Linked DNA regions of Homo sapiens: region 2 is linked to region 1. A link is a loop called in an ENCODE intact Hi-C map of the cell type or tissue named here. Cell type or tissue: CD4-positive, alpha-beta T cell. All regions are shown on one strand.

Region 1 (2,500 bases):
ACACCAGCGTTCATGGTCTGACTCCCTCACCTCCCTGTTTATACCTGAGTTTGACCAAATGCAGCCCAAAACTTGACCAGACAGAGAACAAGGAATTCAAGCTCCAAAGAGAGCAGGGAGAACACAGACTGGAGCCAGGGAGAAGCGAAGAAGGGCTGGGAACTGGCATGAGCACTCCAGGCACTCTGTTGGGCAATTATGGTATCTCATTTATTCTCACAACCCCACGAGACAGGGGCTGTTATCCCTGTTTTACAAATGAAAGAGCGGCTCAGTTTATCAAGCTGGTCAGTGATGAGGCAAAGATGAAAATCCAGGTCTAGGCAACCCCAAAGCCCTTGCTGGGTCATGAGCCCCGAGACAATGTGCTGTGTCACAGCACTGTCATTTAGCCACCCAGGAGGAGCGGAAATGTCTCTCCTGAGGGTCCAAATCAACACGGTCAAGGCTAACAGGGATCAATGCAAAGTCCTGATTGTCAGGAAGTCATCTGCACAAGTGCAGAATGGAGTCCTGGCGAATGGACAGCAGACCATCATGATATTGTCATCATGCGACTGTCACTGCCGCTCTCTTTCCACTTTGCAGTTTATAAAGTTCCTTCACGGCTGGGCACGGTGGCTCACGCCTGTAATCCCAGCACTTTGGGAGGCCGAGGAGGGCGGATCACAAGGTCAGGAGTTCAAGACCAGTCTGGCCAAGATGGTGAAACCCAGTCTCCACTAAAAATGCAAAAATTAGCTGGGCGTGGTGGCAGGTGCCTGTACTCCCAGCTATTCTGCGAGGCTGAGGCAGAAGAATCACTTGAACCCGGGAAACGGAGGTTGCAGTGAGCTGAGATCGTCCCACTGTACTCCAGCCTGGGTAACAGTGAGACTCCATCTCAAAAAAAAAAAAAAAAAAGCACCTTCACTTGGTGATCTTGGGGCTTTGATTGGCCATTAACGAGCATAAGGATAAATGTGAAAAAGAGTTGGGGGCCATCTTTCAGCAGGTGTGCTGTGGCTGCCTGTAAGGCCAGTGAGCTATTTCTTTTTATCAATCCAGGGTAATATCGATAGATATTGTGTACAGCACTGTGCTGAGTATAGGACATGCTTCATCTCATTTAATTCTCACAACAACCCTATGGAGTTGTGACTTTTATAATTCCTATTTCACAGACCAGAAAACCAAGAGGTGAAGAAAGTTGGCCAAGGTCACACAGCTAGTAAATAGCAGAATTCAGGCTCACATCTGATAAGTATCAAGAAAACTGTCATTCTGAACATGTCAGCCCCCCTCTGGAGTCATGTGTCCAGTTTTGGGGTCATTCTTAGGGGAGTCCTTGACACAGAGGAATGAGGAACCCATGAGGGACACCATCACCCGAAGGCTTGTTTGAAGGAGCTGAGAATATTTACCCCAGAGAAGAAAATCGTCAGAGGACATACAATTGGTGTTTTGAAGGGCAGAAAGCTCCTCTGCTTAAAAACAGATTGGCTTCGCAGGATGGTTACCAACCTACAGACAACTACTATCGCCACCTATTGGTGGGAGGTAACATTGATGTGGTGATACCAGCTACCCCAACTGCTCTGTTCCATCGGTGAAAGTTTGAATTGAACCTTTCATGCACAAAGGTCAAAGGTGCCTTCTTTTCTTTTCTTTTCTTTTTTTTACAGGGACTCACTCTGTCACCCAGGCTGGAGCGTGGTGGCATGATCTTGGCTCACTGCAGCCTCTGCCTCCCAGGCTCAAGCAATCCTCCAGCCTCAGCCTCCCAAGTAGCTAAGACTACAGGTGCACACCAATATGCCCGGCTAATTTTTGTATTTTTGTAGAGAAGAGGTTTCACCATGTTGTCCAGGCTGGTCTCGAACTCCTGGGCTCAAGCAATACACCCACCTCGGCCTCCCAAAATGCTGGGATTATAGGCATAAGCCACCACTCCCCACCAGAAAAGTGCTCTTAATCCTGACAGGTTTTCACTTAGAAGAGGTAGCAGATTTACCTTTGTGGAGAGATAATTTGCACCAATAAGTAAAAATTACAAGATGCCAATATGAAGGTCAATTTTCTTTTTCTTTTATTTTTTCTTTTATTTTTTTTTAGGAGTTTAGGAGCGGAGGTTTAATAGGCAAAAGAAAGAGAAAGAAACAGAAAGGAAAACAGCTCTGTCTTTAGTGAGAAAGATGGGACTTCTGAGAGGAAAAGACTCAATTTTCTTTTCCTTTTAATTTTTTGAGATGGTATCTTGCTCTGTCACCCAGGCTGAAGTGCAGTGGCTTGATCATGGCTCACTGCAGCCTCAAACTCCTGGGCTCAAGCGAATCTCCCACCTCAGCCTCCCGAGTAGCTATCATTACAGGTTCACATCACCACACCTGGCCTTAGGGTCAATTTTCTGACCATTAAAACATCCCAATATCTCCAGGAGCTGCTTGGGAGTAGTGAGCCACTTGTCTGTGGAGGAGATCAAGTCCTGCTGAATCTCCCATCCCTCAGGAGATTGGGAGAA
Region 2 (2,500 bases), 50 kb before region 1:
ATTTTTATGAATTTAAAAATAGTCTTATAATTTTAATTGTTTGTGGGTATTTTTCTACTGGTATAAATAGCTTCTAATTAATAAATCGATCAAAGGTTGTTACTCAGTATACATGAAATTTTTTGCAGGAAAAGAAACCAGAAATACAGAATAATTCATAGAAATCATGGTTCTCAAGTATTTGTTCAATTAGCTTTGGGGAAGAAATGCCAAATCCACTTTGAGGATGAGTCTTACGACACAGATCCACCCACATGTTGCTCTTATCTGGAATTTGGGACAAAGCAATGCACAGGCCCTCATTCCTGATGTGGCGCCCTCCAGACATGGCTGCCCAGGAAGGACGGCCACTTTAGAAGTGGGACGTATCACCAGTAAGCTTGAATGATTAGGATCGCAGGTGGCTACTGCATTCTGCCGTTCGTGACCGTGTTCTAGCCTGTAGACCACCCAGCTACCTTCATTCACCAGTTTTTATCCTTCACCTTTTCCAGTATCTTGTTAACCACTAGTTCTTGAGTTTTTTGGCTATGATGTGTACGTTTATGTATGTCATTCATGGACTTTCAACTAGAAAAGGTAATGATAAGGTTTTCTGAAGACCATTTGTAAATTGTCCATTTAACCATTTTTCAGCTTGCTTTGAAACAAAAGTCACACCTACTATTTTTCTATGAATTAGGGAATGAGGGGGAGATCATTCAGTTTTACTTTTCTTTTTGTTGAAATTTTGTACCCGGATTGCAGTTGGCACTTTTCCTAAAACAGAATTGTTTCCCACTTAGGTGTCAGAATGTACCTTTGAACTTCCCTAAGAAGCAGCAGGATCTTTTTAACTCTCTCTGGTCTGTTTAGACTTTGAAGTCCCTTCTGTAGAAAAGTCTCATAACTGAGAAGGCTCTGTTTTGGGCCGGGTGGGTCTGCTGGCCTCCACTCACTGTGCTGTTTCCTTTGAGTGGCACACTTGGGAAGCTCCGGGGCATGTGAAGGAGCTGCAAACATGAGAACTAATGAACCAAGGCGGCTGCCACCAGGAAGGAACAGAACGCAGGCATTCAACCATGACGTCTGCACAGTGTTAGTAACATGTCATTGTGGTTTCGTTCTCACTGTGGTAAAATTTATTTCTGAGCACTTAAACTGTGTTGCATACCCCTAATTTTTTTTTTTTCTGTATCTTCCTTGCCCTCAAATACCCTGAGGTGATAAACTGTTCCAGTTGTAGCCAACTACCACTGCTAGGCCTCAATGTAAATTCAGTTGAAATTTGCAATTCTATCAGCAATTTAATGTATTGAATTCAGATCATCATTTGTCATTTTAACCGACAACCACCCAATAAATTTACTCTGCAGTTCTGAACTCAGCATTGTGCCCATTTTTTACTGCAAGATGGACCCTGTATGCCAGGAGACATGTATTATCAACAATTGGGAATTTTTTGAATTTCCTTTTAGGTAATATTGATTCACTGTAATTTTCTAAGTGATCAAAACCCATGAGATTTTGTTATTTGGCTTGGCTTTCATTCTCTGCCTGCCCATTAAAGAATATTCTATTCCTAACACATAAAACATTTTACAGTCAAGCAGTGCAAATTACAGTGCTTTTCTATTTTTTTTTTGAGAGCCTTGAATAAATTGAAGAAAACTTTAAACCAAAATTAGAGACGAGTCATTTAAGCTTTTCTGAATGGAAAGTATTAATATTTTCATTTTTCTAGTATAATATAATAAAATGAATTTTTTTAAAAAAGCTACTAAGTACCCATCAACTTTTTCATATTGTGAAATGAACCAGGATCTTAACAGATACTATCATCGCTGTCCTTTTTTGGCTGTTTAATATCTAGTTCATGTAACAAATTTACAAGAGATAAGTCTCATGGTTTTTTTTTTCTTTTAATAGGCTTTTCTGCAATTTTTTTGAAATTGAGTTATTACTTGGATTTAACCCTGATAGGACCAGGTGTGGTGGCTCACACCATAATCCCAGCACTTTGGGAGGCCAAGGTGGGTGGATCCACCTGAGGTCAGGAGTTCAAGACCAGCCTGACCAACATGGTGAAATCCTGTCTCTACTTAAAAAATACAAAATTAGCCTGGCATGGTGGCACATGCCTGTAATCCCAGCTACTTGGGAGGCTGAGGCAGGAGAATTTCCTGAACCGGGAGACGGAGGTTGCGGTGAGCCGAGATCACGCCATCGCACTCCAGCCTCGGCAACAAGAGCGAAACTCCGTCTCAAAAAAAAAAGATTTAACCCTGATTGATAGTATAGTAGCCATGTTTTCTTTAGAAATCATAACCTCTTCATGGGAATCAAACTATGTTGAAAATTGTGAGGAAAGATAATGGTGCTTTGTGTTGGGAAAAAAACATTTGTGAAGGATTAGAAAACCGTAACACTTAACAAGGATAGTCACAGAACCGACGCTGCATTGGCTCTTAGGTTCTAGATTTTTGTAGCACACTCACCTGATGAAACCAAAGACAAATCC

Evidence for each region. Hi-C counts contacts between places; a loop is a spot of excess contacts. Peaks named below come from ENCODE experiments on the same cell type or tissue, not always from the same donor. Only the 100,000 strongest peaks of a DNase experiment are listed, where the experiment ranks them.
Region 2: a loop joins it to region 1, with 4 times the contacts of the local background. A loop is called at or near these places in 15 of 110 quality-filtered maps.

The regions. Positions count from the first base shown.
Region 1 is chr1:24,585,875-24,588,374 of GRCh38, forward strand. All of the region lies in intron 1 of NCMAP (non-compact myelin associated protein), which reads left to right. Among named protein-coding and RNA genes, the nearest start is that of NCMAP, 31 kb to the left of the region's middle. In CD4-positive, alpha-beta T cell, CTCF peaks have their summits at 1,529 (motif pointing left) and 1,728; a DNase peak (open chromatin) is centred at 1,507.
Region 2 is chr1:24,535,655-24,538,154 of GRCh38, forward strand. RCAN3 (RCAN family member 3) reads left to right here. Exons shown (of 5, transcript NM_013441.4): 5 at 1-2,500. Among named protein-coding and RNA genes, the nearest start is that of NCMAP-DT, 19 kb to the right of the region's middle. RefSeq lists enhancers at 1-328, 329-978, 805-894. In CD4-positive, alpha-beta T cell, no CTCF peak of the experiment used is centred here; a DNase peak (open chromatin) is centred at 1,047; H3K4me3 peaks cover 415 bases; H3K27ac peaks cover 2,091 bases.